3 separate regions of the Mus musculus genome follow, and all the other regions are linked to region 3. A link is a loop called in an ENCODE intact Hi-C map of the cell type or tissue named here. Cell type or tissue: left cerebral cortex. All regions are shown on one strand. Each heading gives the region's core, and the rest is flanking DNA. Links, peaks and the distances in the headings are about the cores only.

Region 1 (6,154 bases), core at 373-5,372, 78 kb after region 3:
GGAATACAATCTAGGACAGATCAGACGCAGGGCTTTAAAAAAACTTGGCATCTCATTCATTTCTGCTTATAGCAACCAAGGGGCTTCTCCACTGAGTCTCTCTTGTATCAGAGCCACTTCCCGGACGGGGGTGCGAGGGAGACACAGATTTAAAAAGGAAGTGGGGTGAGCAGCAAGGGACCCTTCTTAATTTCAATTCACTCTAATGAATACAGGCTGTGAAGGAGCAACTCACCTCAGGGGCTGCAAAATAGGGTAGAGCCAGCCTTTGTTCTCATGTGAGACTCCGACTTCAGTGCACAAGCACAGGCCAGCACTGCCACGAGTGTTGGGGTGTAGTACGTACCTAGCAAGAGCTGGATTTTAAGAATTGATAAACAGCAGTAGTGCTGGGTTATCCGAAGCTCAGGCTGTCACATGGGGTCTCTTTGTTGTTTGGTATTTGTTTCTTACTTCCTTTTCTTTCTCTATTCTTTTATGACCAAGCCCTTCCCCTCCCCCACTGGAGTGACCAAGCTTGAACAACCCCCGAACCCCACTCCCAAGAACCTGGCAAGGGCTCCCCAATTCTGACTCTAGAGAAAGATATCATTGGTCTCGCTTTTTCAGTGGATGCTTTTGCAAAAGGTGCAGCCTGGTTTCTAGAACTGGGCTCTGGAAAACAGCCAGGAGCAAATCACCCAGCTCCTATTGTCATGGAGCTCATAAAAGCAGGGACCCTACAAAGAGCTTCAAATGGGGACTAGGCCTAGTAGCATAGAGTGCATGGGACCCTGGGTTCAATCCCCAACATGGCAAAATAGAATAATAATGCTGAATGCATCGTGTGGAGTAGGGTGAGCAGAACTGGTTTGTCTTACCATCCCTGAGACCTTAGGCCATTGGAGTAATTGTGACTCAGTCTGCTGGTGTATAAAATAAGGACAGTGAGCCCAACTTCCAGGCTTGTTGTGAGGTAGAAACGAGATGCGCAGAAGGACTCTGTGTGAGTCAGCGTTCACTGCTGGCTGAGTGGGATCTTAACCCTGCACATTTTAGCATCTGGTGGCAAGAATGACTACACTGTGTGCCTTTCCTGTTTTCAAATTGTTTCACATACATCTCTCTCATTCCACGCGCAGTATCATAACCCTCTTGAGGACACAACAGCCCAGCATATCCTAAGGATTCAGTAAAGAGCTGGGTTTAGGTTGCAGGAGAATGTGGAATTTTTCTGCAAAGACACTGAAGTTTCCATCTGGGGCAAGAGCAATGAGAGTCTGAGAATTTCCAGGGCTGAAATGCCAAATGTGCATGTTTGCTCAGCAGACAGGGCAGAGGAAAAGATAAAGTGCACTCCAATCGGGCTGTGATGGGCTCCCGTGACAGATCGCCTGTGGAGCAGAGAAGAACACAGCTGAATAAACCAGGGGCTGGGGAGAAATGAATGCAGCAGGAGGATGCTCGGGAGGGCGAGAGAGTGGAGCATTGTGAAGCTGGAACTGAGATCTCATGGCTGCCCAGGTGAGACAGGGCCAGCTCTTCCTGTGGGGCAGTGCTCTGGAAATGCCAGGATGTGGTTGCATTAGGACCACATGGAAAACAACCAAACGGCAAACCACCAACACAATGAGTAGGGAAGCTTATGATTAATAAATGTGTGTTTGAGCCCAAGGATGCTGCTTCTCCCCACCTCCCCGACATCCCTACTCCCTAAAGCTGCCACGGGGCTGTAGCCGCAGGAGAGAAACCTGCTGTGACCAGAAAATGGTTCTTCTACCTAGTTTCTACCTTTCTGTTCCTTCTTTCAGTGTGTGTGTGTGTATGTATGTATGTTTGTGAGTGTATACATGGATGTACAAGTGCATTGCACAGCACAGGTATGAAGGTCAGAGGACAACTTGCAGGAGTCGGGTTTTTCCTTCCACCACGTGGGACCTAGGAATCACACTCAGGTCATTAGGTTTGCCAATGAGTACCTTTCCTGATGAACCAACCATCTCACCAGCCCAGGAAATGGCTCTTTTCTGAGTGATCTTCGCAGGATCTGTCAGCTAGAGACAGCTGATACCTGTCTTCCAGGCATGGGTGAGGCTCTCTGAAAAAGAAAGTTATTATGTAAACAGGCTTGGTAGTGAGTATCTGTCAGTTCAGCCCTTAGGAGCCTGGGGCAGGAAGATCTCCAAGTCAGCCTTCGAAGTGTGGTCGTTCATCCCTCTAATCCTAGCACTTTGGAGGTAGGGGAAGGACTACAGAAAGGAAAGAGAGAGAGATAAACAGACACACAGACAGACAGAGATCTACTGTGTACTATGAAAGGGAAAGTACTGAGGCCAGCTCCATTCATTTTACCAGCAAGGAAAACTGAAGCACAGAGAAACGACTTGACCGAGGTCATGCAGGTGAGGAAGGGGCTAGAAATGACAGCTCAGCCTCTCTCAAACCCTAGTTCTTAGCTCAGTCTTGAGGCAAATCTATCAACAGTGAGGCCATCTCTGTTACAAGAGATTATTTTCTTCCATCAACCCAAAACGACTTAAGTAAGCATGATGCTGTCCTCTTCCCGCCCAGTGGCATGGTTAGTTTCCGTTTCTCCTCTCTAATTCTAAACGTGTCTTCCAAGACTGGCAAAACCTTAGCCGAGAGACAACACCCTCCCTTCACAGAAGCCTCTGTGGAGATTAGCTCTCGGCACCATCATCACTGGGCTACTAGCTTGATCAACAGTATCATTTTGTCGCCCACTACAGTGAAGGCTGAGCAGTAGCGCTCTCTCTGGCTGCTACGCTGGCCCCAGGACTGAATGCTTAGAGCAGGCCAGCTGCTCTGCCCCTGTCAGACACCACAGTCTCCTACAAGCTGCCAAGAACCAGGCACAGGAAGAAAATAAGCAAGTTGGCACTGGCCTGGGGCTGAGTCATAAAGACTTGGAGGGAATCTGAAGGAAGGTGGTTGGCTCACTAGCTTTGGGAGCTAACAGCTGAAGGAACATCACTTCCTGCACTTCCTGCTGACAGAGCGCCAATGGGCCAGGTGATCTTCCGGACCTGGGGGTGAGCCTCAAACTGGCATTTTATTGCTGATTTTAAAAAACTGCCCTTCCTGGCCACTCCACTGCTTTCTATCTTTTGTTTTTAAATTGCGTGCTCTGTGGCACGGGTGATTTTTAACACTGTGAGGAGCACTCTCTAAAGTGCTCAGTAGGGAGCTGGGTTTGCCTCTTCACAGGATGTAGGTGAGGCAAACCAGGTGGGGATAATCCGGCTGCCTCCCTGGTTCCCTCTCAATGCCACTCTGGCCGGCTGACCACCAGTGTGAATCAGAAACTAGTAAGCCGCGGGGTGTGTGTGTGTGTGTGTGTGTGTGTGTGTGTGTGTGTGTGTGTGGATGGCTCAGCGGTTAAGAGCACTGACTGCTCTTCCAGAGGTCCTGAGTTCCATTCCCAGCGACCACATGGTGGCTCACAACCATCAGTGATGGGATCTGATACACTCTTCTGGTGTGTCTGAAGACAACTACAGTGTACTCATAGACATAAAATAAATAAATCTTGAGAGAGAGAGAGAGAGAGAGAGAGAGAGAGAGAGAGAGAGAGAGAGAAAGAAAGAAAGAAAGAAAGAAAGAAAGAAAGAAAGAAAGAAAGAAAGAAAGAAAGAAAGAAAGAAAGAAATTTGTAAGTCAGGGAGTAGGTAGCCAGAGTCCTTGGGAAATACCTCAGTTTTGCTACTGCTGTGGCCAGCCAAGTAGAGCCTGTTAGCATTCCGTCTAAGCTCCACCCCACAGTTACCTGGCAACAGCCAGGTGTGCCTGTGCCTGACTCCCCTCCTCTCTTGTTCTTGACTTCTTGCTCCTGCTCTGTCCTCTTGTCCCTTCCCACTCTCTCTCCACGTGCTGGCCTCTACTTCTCTATTCCTCCTCCTCCTCCTCCTCCTCCTCCTCCTCCTCCTCCTCCTCCTCTTTCTCTCTCTCTCTCTCTCTCTGCCTCTACTACCCCCTTAACCGCCTTCCCTATACCCTGAATAAACTCTATACTATACCCTCATGTGTCTGGTCCCTCAGGGGGAAGGGATGCCTCAGCAAGGGCCCGCCAAGGCACCCCCTTCCCCCCATACCTCACCACACATCCATAGAACATATCCCTCTCTTTATCTTTTTATAAATATGTCAAAGTCAGCTTAAGAATGGTAGAAAAGATGAAGCACCCGAAAATGTTATGTCCTTCATGAAGATTTAGAGAACATATGATCCTTAGTTAGGAGGGTAAAAGTAAGGAAAAATCTAGAATGCCAAAGGCTAAAGGCCACTCAGCAGTTACTAGTGCAGTCAGCATCCATGAGGACAGTCACAGACTACAGGATGCTCCAAAAGGAGCCATGATTTAACCATAAAATATCTCCCACATGCTCACGTGTTTAACCACTTGTACCCCAATGAGTGGCTCTGTTTGGGAAGGTTGTAGAACCTTGTGGAAGGGAAGCCTCCCGGGAGGAAGTGGGCCACTAGGGGTGGGCCTTGTAAGTTTTAGGACCTAGTCGCACTTCCTGTCTACTCTCTGCTTCCTGTTTTACCAAGATATGAGGGGAAGGGGAAGGATCCCAGCTGTGTGTGCTTCCCACCCTGGGACGGCTGGGCCATACCTTCCTCTCCCGGAGAGACTGTGCTCTCACACTCTGGGTTAAAATAGACCCTCTATTTTTAATTTGCTGCCGTTGGATGTTTTGTCACAAGACAAGTTAACTGATACAGAGAGGATGTCCAACTTTTTTTTTTAAATGAGGCCAGCGTTATTTTGATTCCAAAGCCAGACAAGGGTATCACAAGATAAATTACAGGTCAATATCCTTTTGGGATATACATGCAGAAATCCTCAACAGAGCAGCTACCGAATCAAATTCAATAACACATTAAAAGGATTACTCACCATGACCAAGTGAAGCTGAATGCAAGGGTGCTTCAACATTAATAAACAAATCACTGTGATAAATAACATATTAGCAGAGGGAAACTAAGGGTCCCATTACCATCACAAAAGATGGAGGAAATAATTAGACAAAAGTCAGCCTCTTTTCATGAGAAAAGCTCAACAAATTATACATGGATGGAACGTGCCTCAACCCAGAAAGGCTAAGGATGGTAAATCCACAGCTGTGTGTATATATATATATATATATATATATATATATATATATATATATATCACATCACATCACTCAGAGAAGGAAATTCTCTGTGTAGGTGTCCTGGGACTAACTCTGTAGAGCAGGCTGGCCTCGAACTCAAGATCTGTCTTCCTCTGACTCATGAGTGTTGGGATTAAATGTGTGTGCCACACGTCCTACATGGTGAACCTTTTTTAACAGCAGTGAGAACTGAAGACGATGTCACATGTGCTAGGCAAGCACTCCATCTCTAAGCTGTAGTCTCATGTGTTTTGCTTTAAGACAGGCCTCATTGATTTCCCAGGTTAGCTTGGAACTTGCTCTGTAGATGAGGCTGACCTTGAATTTGCAATCTTTCTGCCTCAGCCTCTTAGGGATCTGAGACCACATACCAGCCCTATCTTCCCTGGTAAAAATGTAAAGGTCTTTCCTCTAAGAAGCCAGGTGCTCGCCTGTTTCTGTTCAGTGCAGCACTGGAAGTACTCTGGAAAGAGATAAAGACATTCAAATAGGCAAACCAGTTCAGTGACTCTGTCATCTAGCAAAAACCTTAAATTCCACCAGAAGAAAATGTTAACACTAAGGACTAAGAGATACAGATCCCAGTATATAAAAACCGGTAGCATTGCTATACGTTAACCTCATTAATGGTAATGTTAGTGAATATGATTAATACAGTTCACTGATTAAGAGGGCTATGTGAAAGTGTAGGGGAAGCAGCCCAACTTGTTGCACAACTCTCAGAAGATATGGATCCCCAGAGACCCTTGAGAGTGCCAGGGGAGCATGGTGGCCCAACTGCAATTCCAGCCTCAGAGAAAGAGGCTGCCTAGTGAGCAAGCTGGCTAATAACTCTAGTATTCTAATTTCATTTCTTGCTGTGATAAAGTTTCTTTAACAAGGACTGAAGAGATGGCTCAGTGGCTAAGAGTATTGTCTAGTCTTCCAGAGGACCTGAGTTCAATTCCCAGCACTCACGTGGCAGCTTAAAACTGTCTGTAATTCCAGCTCCAGAG
Region 2 (6,154 bases), core at 784-5,783, 900 kb before region 3:
GATCTAATATGGCTGACCCCATACAAGAAGGCAGCACTCTCGATGCAGAGAGGCACACAGAGAAACTTGCCATGTGAAGGTTGGAATTACATTGCCACAGACATTGTACTCTCAGAAGCCAACACAAAGTCCTGGAGTATGTCTTTCCTTTGTGATTATAAAGGGAACATAGTCCGTTGGCCAGAAGCACCCTACTCTCAAGTTTCTTACCTGTGAGATAGAAACTTTCTGTTATTTAAGCCATAATGAGGGACTCTAGCCAGTCCTGGCATGGCAAACATGGCTCTGGCAGGCCTTGCCTTTCTCCCTGATTGCCCCCTGCTTCCTCTGAAGCAAATAAATCTCCTTTGTGCTGAAAACTTGATCTTGGGAATCCTGAGCTGATGTTGTTTCCTACAATTAAGATTATGGTACTATGCTATAATTAAGATTATAGCAACCCTAGCAAACTAAACACCAAGAAACAGAGAGACTGGGTGCTCACACCTTGTAGCTTTCCCCTGCCTGCCTCAGCCTTAAGGATATATTTGTACTCATGGTTTGTTGGCCAGAAATAGTCACATGGTGTTGGGCTGTGTTCACAGAAGAGGAAAACTGAAGTCTGCATACATCCACGGCATCTACTCTGTTTCTCATTTTAGATGCTAGTGATTAAATCAGTTTGAAAAAATGTTTTCTATTTTCTGTTCCAAGAAGACAACTGAATGGTCTAAACTCGCTTTATCTGTATCTTACCAGTGTATTCCCTCCTAGGTTCTCTTGAAGACGAACCACGGGTGTGGGTCTGTTTATAGTTAGTCATATGTACTAAGCTATAGGCAAGGTGTGAATGCAATTAGAACATGGTGTTGTGTCTAAGCATGAGACCCTGCCAGGGACAGGGTCTTTTCTCTCGTCCAAGTTGTCCTGGACTCATCATTAACTCAGGCTATCCTCAAAACCATGGTGTTCCTCCTGCCTCAGGCAGTCTGGTGCTGAAATTTCAGGCAGGAACCACTACATCTCCTGCCCATGGAAACCGGACCAATTTTACCTAGTTTGTCTGAACTGTTGGTGAAGTCGGCCTTTTGAGATTCCTTGACAAGCCACTTATATGCATACATTATTCTTGAAAATATATAGTCCAAATTTCAAACAACAAGCTTAGAAAATAATTCTTTTACAAAACATTGCATTGGTGAATGAATGAATTTCTCTCTCCTTCTCTCTTCCCCCCTCTCTTTCTGTATGTGTGTGTATGTGTGTGTGTGTAAGACCATAATCATGCCTGTGCACATGAATGTATTTATAACCTTGAGTTATCCTCAACCTAGCAACAATATTTTAAAATTATTTGTATGCAGTATACTTTATTCATGTGCATATAATTTTAAAATAATATATCCACATTCTTTCAACTGAATCTGCCTTAGAGTATATATCATAATAACATAGCTATGATTGTGCTCAAAGTTATTCCTGAAGAACATGCTTGGTTGGTTTCACTCAGCCAAGTTTTTTTTTTTTTGAATATTTTTAAAAGTAAGGGAAAGAAATGAGACAAATTGTACTTTTCATGTACTGTGGCACAAACTAGAAAAATATAATTGGGCTTCAGGCCAAATTCTGAAGGCAATTGGAGCTGCTTATGTCAATTCGGCACACTCTATTCCTCAACTCCTGTTGACAGAAAGGAAAATTGGTAGTGATCTGCTTCTCCATGCTGGAGAGGCGGAGAGAATATCTGGGCTCCAGATCGCAGCAGATGGATGCATGCAACAGCTACTGATTTGTCATTTGTGGGGAGTAGGGAATCCTCCAGCTTGGAGGAGGCTTCGTGTGTCGGTTGCCTTGGGCCATCTGTTCCGTGGCTGAAGGCAGCGCCATACGCTCAGTAAATGTTTGTGGAATGAATAATGAATCTTTCCTAGAGAGCTTCCGTGCAAGTGAGCCTGCCTTTTCTTTATACCTGACTACCACGTGGTCCATTCTCTGGTCTCCACAGGAAGATATGCACTAAGCGGGATAAGACACTGCCTCAGGTTGACTTATTTGTCAAGTGTTTATTGAACTGTTAGGTGCTGGGGACTTTGATAAATCTCAGATATCTAGGTAACAATAACCTGACCCAGAAAAATAATGTGTTTGCCCTAATAGATCGGAAGATGTGTGAAAAGCCGTCTAAGAACGTAGAAGATGCCTTGAAGATTTTAGGACAGAGGTGGGAGAAGCGGGAACCTCAGCATCCTGTGTGCTTTAACTTTTGCACAGCCTAAGTTCTCTACATCAGACAGACTGTACCGGGCTTTAAGTAGTCAGGACTCCCAATGCTTCCTAGGCCACCACTCTCCTATACTCTGATAGAGTTGCAATCTACCTCTTGACTGGCATGTGCCTCTCAGCATAAAGGCGTACTTCAGCTTCTCACCAGAACAAAAGCACATCTTTAACCTGCTTATCTGCCTCAACGTTTTTTCCTTTATGTATCTTCCTCAGTCAACCGAGTCACGAGGACTTTAGTTTCCTCTGTCCCTCATGTCCCCTTGTCACACAGCACCATCACAGAGTCAGTCTTTTCTGTGCCACACCTGTCCCCAGAGAGGTCATTCAGTCTCTGGGTCCTTAACCTATTGTAAAATGTACATTATTAACGATTTGCTGGCATTTGACCCTACTGAGCAGGGTCCTTTCACTGTCTTTCTTGTGACCTCAAATGATCTTGAGTTTTTAGTTTGCTTTTAAGCTCTTTTCTCAAGTGCTTTTTTGGCCATTCTCTTTCTGTCCACTTTGTAAATGGTGTTTTCTGAGGCTTGGCTTTTGGCCACCTCTTCTTGTCACTCTACTGAGTTTACTCGGGTGACCAAATCTATTTTCATGTCCTTAGCTAACTCCATCCAAGCTGATAGCTCTCTCATTTTGTATTCCCAACCTAGGTTTTAAGCGACATACCTATGCCTACTGACTTTTTATTTTTCAGATACCTCCCTTTTCTTCATCCTTATGTCCATTAAATTATTACAAGTCAATGAATGATTTGCCTGGATTGTGGCAGCTTTCTCCTCTCTCTGTTTCCTGCTAGCAAGCTTGGCCAGTGTTAGACTTAATTGTCCTTTCCTACTAAAGTTCTCACACCCAGCGAAGCTAAGTCTAGAGATACCCACTAAGGAGATAACTACAGTTAAATGAAGTCATAAGGGTGGGGCCCTCTCCAGTGTGACTAATGCTCTTATAAGAAGTAGAGTCGATACCATAAGGGTGTGTACACAGAAGGAAGACCATATGGCCATGTGAGGAGACAAGGAAGATAAAGCAACCTACAGTCTAAGGAGAGAGTAGCTGTACTCCCTGTCACCTTTTTGAATTTGGAAGTAAAGCCACAGAACTGTGAAAAATAAATTTCTATCGTTTAAATTACTTAGTACTTGGTTATTTTGTTATAGTGGCATTAGCAGATTAATATACACACTTAATAGATTATTTCAAAAGCAGATTTGATCATGTTGCTATCCTGCTTATACTTTATGGTATAGAAGACTGCCTCTACTCCTAGTTCCTGCCCTTCTTTTTGTTCAATATTCTGACCTTACTAAATTACACAATTACACATTCATTCTGAATCTTTACAAATGGTCTTCCTTTTGCTGGACTATTTTTCCTCATCAGACCACTTACTTCCTTGACAACATCCATTTAAACTACAGTTAACTTTTATACATTTATTCACAAAGGTTTTGTGTGTGTGTGTGTGTGTGTGTGATTCCTCAAACTGCTGGGTACCATTCCTAAGTTCTTCTGGATTCCCACAGTCTCAGGCTGTGAACTCTTGGAAGAAGGTGGCTATGGTCTCATTTATCTTTCTATTTAAGTCTCGTATCTACCCATATATTGATTAAAACATGGTATTCAAAATTGATTTTTAGATGAATTAATAAAGATTAAACACTACTCTCAAGGATACAAAATAAAATTTGACAAATCATTGTATTGACACAGGTGGGAAGAAAAGTCAGGGAGAAGATTCTAGTTGAGCCCACCTTGTCTTATGATTGGATGGAGTCACACATACTTTGTAAACTAAGAACAATATAGTCATTACTATCATTGTAATCACAACAACATTTTTTTGTTAACTGTGCCTACTTATACCATAGGTCTGAAGTCTGCTGTAGATCACGAATTGTAAAACATTTAGTTTGATGCATCACAGCCACTGTATAAGGAATAATTATTCTTTTTGCTGCCTCAAAAATGGGAGAAATGATGACTTGGAGAAATTACTTGCCTGGATATTACCTGCTCGGGCTAAAAATTAAACTTAGCTAATAGTCTGCTTGCTCAGTCTTCTATCTGGTCTGGTCTGGCTATGGCTATATGAATATTTTAGCCTACAAACCTTGAGAAGAAACAACTTGTAATAGTTCCGAGCTGAGGTCTACATCTCTACTGTCTCCTCTCTGTTGAGATGACTTCTGAAGCTTCAGCATGACACAGCAGAGTATTGATCAGTCTGGGCCTCTGAGCGACTAAAGAGGAGCAGAACACCTGCTGGTCTATAGTTAAGACGTTGAGTGAGAAAATCTTGAAGCTTTAGAGAAACTAGGATTTGGGGTTGTTGTCACTTCTGCAAGTTCAAATCTATCTTAACTATACAGCACCTCCACCTTGCCTTCCATGGAGCAGCTTGGGGTCCCTGGCAGCAAAGGGGAGACTGCTATGGTTTAGAAATTTCCCCTAAAAGTTTATGTGGCAGAAACTTAATCTCCTGATTCATGTTTTTGGAGGTGAGGCCTTGGGAAGTAATTAGGACTAGATGAAGTTATGAGGGTGGGGGCCTCAAGATATAAAAAGAGAAACCCAAGGTTACATGCTTCTATGGCCTTGTCATGTGATACAACACAGTAAGAACTCCCCCTATGGGCTGGAGAGATGGCTCAGTGGATAAGAGCACTGGCTGCTCTTCCAGAGGTCCTGAGTTCAATTCCCAGCAGCCACATGGTGGCTTACAACCATCTGTAATGGGATCTGGTGCCCTCTTCTGGTGTATCTGAAGATGACAGTATACCCACCTACATAAAATAAATAAATAAATCTTAAAAACAAAACAAAAACACTCCATATTAGATGTAGCCCCTTATCTTGGACTTCTCAGTTTCCAAAGCTTTAAGAAATAAATCCTTTTATCTATAGGCCTTAGATATTCTATTGCAGTAATACAAAATAATGTAAGAAATTTAGAACTTTTTGCTAGATAGTCTCTATCAATATAGAACATCATATCCAATTGTAAACCAGATTTTATTGGGTTACTAAGTATATAGTGAGGATGGTTCATTTCCTTGAAGGCTTTAAATACTTAAATTACAGAGACGAGAAGAATGAACCTGTAATCAACAAAAATATCTACAAATACATGCCGCAATTATTTGAATGCATTGTGGAGGTGGTAGTCATTGAATAGCATTAATCAGTGATGAACAGTGTAGACCTTGAGTTGTCATTTCCACATCTTGAGAGGTTTATCAACCTTTGCACTAAGAGCATTTGGGGCTGGATATGTCTCTATGATTTGGGTTATCTTGTGCACTGTAGATGTTTCAGATGCTGTTGGCACTCTTGGGTTCTGTTTCTTAGTCACCATTCCATTCTCGTGCAAAACCCAAAATATCTCCAGACATTACTTTCAGCTTCCTGGGGGTAAAAATCACCCTACTTCACCAGTCTGCTGAGTGAAACTGTGATGATGGTTTCTAGTTTGTATTCCTACTGGAAGCTAGACAAGTTTCATTTTCTAAAAATGGTAAGTGCTTTCCTAACAGGCTTTAAAAGCTTCAGGAATATCAAGCTACAAATGTCTCCTACAAATAAATCCCTGCAGAACACTATTGTGGATTTCATGTTGTTAGATAAAATCAGAGAGACTTTGTCTTCCCTTTGGATGGGCACCATCCTTGGGAGGTAGTTACACATCATCAGAGAAAGGATCTGAGGATAAACTTGAAGAAGGGGGAATAAAGCATCAAGACTCTTGCATGAAAAGGCAGCAGAGTCAAAGAGACAGAGGTGACAGCATGAAGGAAGAGGAATTTGAGGACAGTGGTGCTGAAGCTAACTAAGCTCAGGAAGAAAGCCTGTATGTTCTCCTGAGGAGGAAAGAGGGTTGAGAAAGGATTTCAAG
Region 3 (6,154 bases), core at 419-5,418:
CCACAGGCTCCTGGGGTGAGGGACTGCCATATTCTAAGTGCCTGTGCCCTTCCAAAATTCACACACTGAAGTCCTACCTGAAAGACATTGGTATTTGGGTGGGACTTTGGGAGGATAACTCAGTCATGGTAGTGACTATGTAAGAGACTCCACACAGCCCCCTTGCTCCCATTCTGTGAGAACACAGCAAGAAAGCTCTATTTAGGAACAAGAAAATGGGTTTTCACCAAACACCCAAGCTACTTGATGCCTTGAGCTTGGATGTTGATTTTCTGGTGTTTGAAAAATACCTGGACTACTGTCCAAGATCACAGTATTCGTTAATGATACTAGTGCAGGACTTATTTCCTCTACTGCAAGAGCCCTTAGCTTCCAGGCTATTGCTACCTTACAGCCCCATCAGCCACCTCCAGTTTGTAACCTACCCAGCATCACTCCTCCACACCACACATCCTCTCCCTGACTCCATCTCTCACCTGTCCTTCTAGATGCCTTCAAGACTTTCTGCAGTTGTCTTAGGTGTCTCAGATGGTTCCCATGCACAGTCGGCTCCTAGAGAATCCATACCCTCACTGTCTCCCACCTATGAAAATGTTATCTTTCATTCTGAGCCACACATTCTGAGCAGCTCTTCCTATCTCCCTTTTCAGAAAGGGTTTTTCAAGTGAGCGGTAAGGACTGTCCCTTCTCTCTGCTGCACTGAAAGTTCCCCGTAGTAATAAAAGCTGCCAGTAACTAAGAGTAGAGCACTTCTTCTGTCATATTTTCCTTAGTTCTCATAACAGTCCTATATACTGGGCATTCCCATGTGTGGCTAGGAGAAGTAACTTCTCATCTGTAACCTACAAGCAGAACTAGAACAATGCTTATCTGGCCTAAGTTCTTTTACTCTTGGTTCCTGTCTGGTTTTTGAAATGGGGTTTCACATAGCCTAAACTGGCTTTGAAGTTGCTATATAGCCAAGGATGACCTTGAACCCTTGAATTACCAGCCTCCACTTCACAAGTGCTCATACTAGGGCAGGTCCAGGCTCTGAGGCCAAGGACCCAAGGTTCCCAGGGGCTGGAAAATTAAAGAGGCAAGAAATAGGAGAGAGTGTGGTGTAGTTTATTTAGTCTAGATAAAGGTGTATGCCTTTGGTTTCAAGGACATATTTAGGTAAAAATACACAAAAGTAGCATTTACATGAAATGGTTGGGCTGGAGAGATGACTCAGTGGATAAGAGCACTGACTGCTCTTCCAGAGGACCTGAGTTCAATTCCCAGCAACCACATCACCATGTGTGATGGCTCACAACCATCTGTAATGGGATCTAATGCTCTCTTCTGGTGTGTCTGAAGACAGGTACAGTTTACTCACATATATAAAATAAATAAATCTTTTTTTTTTAAAAAAAAGGAAATGGTTATGTAACAAGTTACGTAATCATTATATTTATTACTAACCATGGATTTCCTTGTGGTAGTTGGTTTCTTAGTTCATTTGCTACAGATAGTCACGCTGGGGCCATGTTTTCTAAACCTTTATCTGACCCATGCAGCACTATTCTCTTCACATCTCCATGCCTGACTTAAATCCGTTACCTTCCCTTCTTTTGCCTCCTCACTTTCCGTCCTTCCTTCTATAAATAGAGGTTGAGACAATCCTTCTGCCTCAGCTCCCTGAGTAATAGGATGACAGATGTGTGCCGCCACACCCAGGAAAGCCCAGGTTCTTAGTCACACCTGTTTTTAGTCATCTTTGGTGCTTAACCAAACACCAGGTGAGCAAATAAGTCATAACTCAGCCTTCATCAGGCCTCTCAGAGCAGTGAGGGGCTTAATAAAACGGTGAGGAAAAAGTATGGACCAGGCAGTGGTGGCTCAGACCTTTGATCCCAGCACTTCGAAGGCAGAAGCAGGCTGATCACTATGAGTTCAAGGTTAGGGTTAGGATTAGGGTCAACATAGTGGGTAGACCCATTCACTTCATCCTGGTCTACATGGTGAGTTCCAGGACAGCCATGGCTACATAGTCAGACTCTATCTCAAGAATAAATAAACAAATAAAATAAATAAAATAAAACAAAACTTAAAGGGTATCTGGAGATTCTAAAAGATTTGGCTTACTTCATGCATAAGCTAAAGTGTGGGCCCAAGTTCTATGACACAGGAAGTCCTTACAGAAAGCTGCCCTGTGAATCTAGATTGTTAAGTGTCAGGAAGCTTATTGCAGTGCTGGCAATCCAAGCAAGGACCTCATACTGGCTAGACAAGTGATGTGCTGCCTGGGCTCTAGCCAGTATCAGGAATTTTAAGTTGGAAAAATTGTGGAATTCATCTGGGTCCAAGCAAGCCTTGCTCTAACCAAACACCCTCAGTTTCTCAGACTTGGATTCAGTTCAGGGGTAGGTAGAAAACTGAGGTTGGCTAAGAAATACTCAAGCTATTCCTAAAAAAGAAATGATACAGCCTCTCCCTCAAGTTGCCAACTGCCTACTCAAGGATTCTCGGCCTTTTAAGAACATCTACAGACACCTCAAGCCGAAGTAAATACGACAGAGTGGAGGGAGTGGAGGTGCTGAGGGGGCGTAAGGTTTAAAAGGAGAACCCAGAACTCAGCAGAACTCTTCAGGGAAAGTTTCCTAGACATGGCAACAACTTGATTTTTCTAAAAATTGAAATATAATTCTTTTCTTGGTTCAAATGCAATGCATGCTATGGCAAAACAAATCAGAAAATGCAGGCAGTAAGGAAATGAACTCAAAAGAAGTGACCGTCTACCATTTGCCCACCCAAAGACAACACTCTCAACACTTTGACAACCAGGATTGGTCCAAGCAATGCACAAGAGGTGTCTAAGAGGTCAGGGGTATGTGAATCCTGTATCAGGTGGGGACTCCATGGTAAGGAGTAAATGTTATAAATGTCGTGGATTGGATTGGGAATTAGATAGTTTAGGAGAAAGACTGACAGATCTTTCGGGTTAGGCAGAGAATGGAAGCAAATGGTGGCAACACAAATCCTGCTTGTGGGTGACATAAATAAAATAATCATAATAGCAACAGCAGCAACCACTTGTGGACTCACCATATGTAAGATACCACACCAAGTACTTTACATTCAATCTTTACAACTGCCCTACAGAGTACTCTGGTCCTCAGTTTAGGCAAAGCAAGAGCTCTGTCCAGATTTACACAGCCAAATGGCTTCCAAGCCAGGACATCGGTATGTAGGCTGCCTGTGTAAGATCACCTGTGGTGTTCATTAAAAATTCAGCCTTCTGGGGCTGGGACTTGGATCATAGTGTTGATCAGCCTCCTTTAGAGAAGCTAATGGGACAACATGCAGAGACTAGGAGACTTTGGAGCACTCTTAGATGGGATGTCTTCATCAAAGCCCTCCCCTCAAGGCTAAAGGATCTATGCAAAAGAGGAAGTGGAAAGATTGTATGAGCCAAAGGTGATAGAGGTAGATAACTCCAAGCAGTCAGTGGCTTCCAGACACAAGAGGACTGTTCCACATGTGAATTCACAGTGGCCATGAGCATACGCTAGACTCTCACAGGATCATACCAGGCAAAAGCCCAGCTCTGAGAAGAGGAATGGACACAAAGCCCCATCCCTAACTTAGAAATTATTTGCAATCGATACCTGCTAAGAAAGGGAAAATCAGTTTTCTCCAATAGGGTAGGTAGCTCTGGGTACCAAACACACTCCACGGCAGGTCCAAGTCCAGGAGTAGTTAGCCAACATCAACGGACCCCATGGATTTTTGTGCACTATTTGTTTTGTTAGTTTTGTCTTGGGGGGGGGTTGTATCTTGTTTTGATTTTGGGTTTAGGATTTTTGAAGGGGGGAGTTTTTGCGAGTAAGAGAGAGAACATGAAGTTATGTGGGTAGGGAGGTGAGAAGTTCTGGAAGGAGTTGGGGGAGGGGAAAGAATGTGATCAAAATACATTGTATGAAAATTTAAGATTCTTTTTTTAAATTTAGTCGTTGTGCTAGCTGGTTTTGTGTGCCAACTTGACACAAGTTAGAGTCACCCGAGGAAGGAACCTCGGTTAAGGCCTTTTTTCTCTCCAGCTATAAACCTGCAGTTTTCTAGGAATTTTATCATAAACCCAATACAGTTAAACGACATGACTCAAATTCCCCTCTGCAAACCTAGTGGCTCCAGGTTTTATCTTTCATCCAACTGTAAACCCATCTAGCACCTCCAGAGCTCATCATGTGAGTTGTAGAATGCTGTACATGGATAGTGACCTGGAACACGGCTGAGGATTTTAGTTATTTGAGACAGGGGTTTGTTATATTGGCCAGGTTGGCCTTGAACTGGGAATTCTCCTGCCTACCTCTGCATCCTGAAAGCTGGAGTTACAGCTATATTCCACCCCTCAGCATGGTTGAAGATATTAAAACAACTTTAGAATATTACCACTAGTTATTAATTAAGCTAATCAAAATGATGGGAAACAAAAGACCTCAGAATTGTTTGCTGTGTGATTTGACTTCAGATCAGAATGTCATACATGAACATGTCCAGAACATACCTACAGTAGGTAGAGTGTGTTTCCACTTTCCAGCTGCAAAGGGGCCTAATATAGGAGACTGTATGTGTGTGTGTGTGTACGTGTGTGCGTGTGTGCGTGTGTGTGTGTGTGTGTGTGTGTGTGTGTGTTCCTGTACTATAAACTAATAAATAAGACTGCCTTCTGAAAGCCCCACATTCCCAATCCCCTTCAAAAATGCTCTAGAGATGATGGATGTGAGCAAAACCCAGGCCAATGTCCCATGAGTTCTACAAGCATTCGTTGTCCTTGGGTTAATAATCTCACAGCCCAATAGGCTGGAAAGAGCAGGAGTCAGCAGGATGGGCCCAGAATGCTGGCCTCAGAGGCAGCAGTAAGATAATGGCAGGTAAATCATCCCCAAGGACCCAGAAAAATGCTAAGAATTAAGGGAAAGACAAGAGGATTAGGGGTGTTAAAGGAAGGGTGAGAGTAAAAAGTGTACCTGGGGGCTGGTGAGATGGCTCAGTGGGTAAGAGCACCCGACTGCTCTTCCGAAGGTCAGGAGTTCAAATCCCAGCAACCACATGGTGGCTCACAACCATCCGTAACGAGATCTGACTCCCTCTTCTGGAGTGTCTGAGGACAGCTACAGTGTACTTATAATAAATAAATAAATAAATAAATAAATAAATAAATAAATCTTTAAAAAAAAAGTGTACCTGACTGTGTCCACACATGTGACATTAGCCAATTTCCTTGGCTCCTCGGAGCCTAGCTCTATCTGTAGGTTGGGAGTCAGCTCTACCCATCCCAAAGGTCCTTTTAGTTCTGGGTGGGAAACTGTAGAAATCCAAACTGCGCACATCTGCTGCACTGATTTCCCTGAGCGGAAAGGCCAGAAGACCCAGTGTCATCCAGCCATGTCTTCACAGGCTGCAGCTGTAAGAAAAAAGACCCACAAAGGAGGAGAAGACAGGGGCCGTTCCAGCCCTGTGTGACAAGCAGGGCCTCCCTCAGAACAACCAAAGACCTCTCACCGAAGTGATCTCAGACCATCATTCCCAGTACTAGTGAAGTATTGACAGCAACCACATGACCACAAAAGACAACCAAGACAATGCTTATGAAAAAAGAGAAATATTTTAATAACACCTTAGGACTTAAGATAGGAGTCAGCTATGTCACAAGACTTTGAGCAACCTTGTAGGCTTCTGGAAGGTTCTTTGGAATGACACCTTCTCTCTCTTCGTCACATGATCCAATGACTGGTTGGCTGGGTGCCACAGAGCACAGAGCTAGCTCTCTTATGAGGCTGAGCTCTCCTAAGTAATGTCTAAATTACATGTGACAAAACAATATTTTATATTTTTTTCTGTATTTTTCCATTGTCTCCTCTCTCCATCTGGAGATGCTTCTAGTCACACCCCACTCCACCCCAGGAATTCTTTTGAGACAGGAAGCAGAAGCTGCTTAAAGATAAATGGAACTTCCTGTCTTCCGTACAAGCAGACACAGGGGGAGAAGGGGGTAGGCAACAGAGAGGGAAACAAAAAGAGACTCAGAGACCAGAACATCAGAAAGACATAGACACTGACTGTGGTAAGAACCAGGTCTCAGAAGACATGAAGTTTCTGCCATTGGGTTTCCCGCTTCACCAAAGAC

What was found. Hi-C counts contacts between places; a loop is a spot of excess contacts. Peaks named below come from ENCODE experiments on the same cell type or tissue, not always from the same donor. Only the 100,000 strongest peaks of a DNase experiment are listed, where the experiment ranks them.
Region 1: it touches region 3 in a loop (2.6-fold over the local background); 2 of 42 quality-filtered maps call a loop at or near these places.
Region 2: it touches region 3 in a loop (4-fold over the local background); 2 of 42 quality-filtered maps call a loop at or near these places.

Annotation. Positions count from the first base shown.
Region 1 is chr12:77,016,958-77,023,111 of GRCm38, reverse strand. It overlaps Gm35041 (a long non-coding RNA gene), which reads right to left. Exons shown (of 3, transcript XR_381701.1): 2 at 1,959-2,077; 3 at 1,072-1,373. Among named protein-coding and RNA genes, the nearest start is that of Gm35189, 35 kb to the left of the region's middle. In left cerebral cortex, for the core only: a CTCF peak has its summit at 2,755; DNase peaks (open chromatin) are centred at 1,015 and 2,858; H3K4me3 peaks cover 197 bases; H3K27ac peaks cover 264 bases.
Region 2 is chr12:77,997,642-78,003,795 of GRCm38, reverse strand. No RefSeq gene overlaps it. Among named protein-coding and RNA genes, the nearest start is that of Gm24070, 190 kb to the right of the region's middle. In left cerebral cortex, for the core only: a CTCF peak has its summit at 5,029 (motif pointing left); DNase peaks (open chromatin) are centred at 1,787, 3,184 and 5,656.
Region 3 is chr12:77,095,317-77,101,470 of GRCm38, reverse strand. No RefSeq gene overlaps it. Among named protein-coding and RNA genes, the nearest start is that of Gm35189, 43 kb to the right of the region's middle. In left cerebral cortex, for the core only: no CTCF peak of the experiment used is centred there; a DNase peak (open chromatin) is centred at 2,476.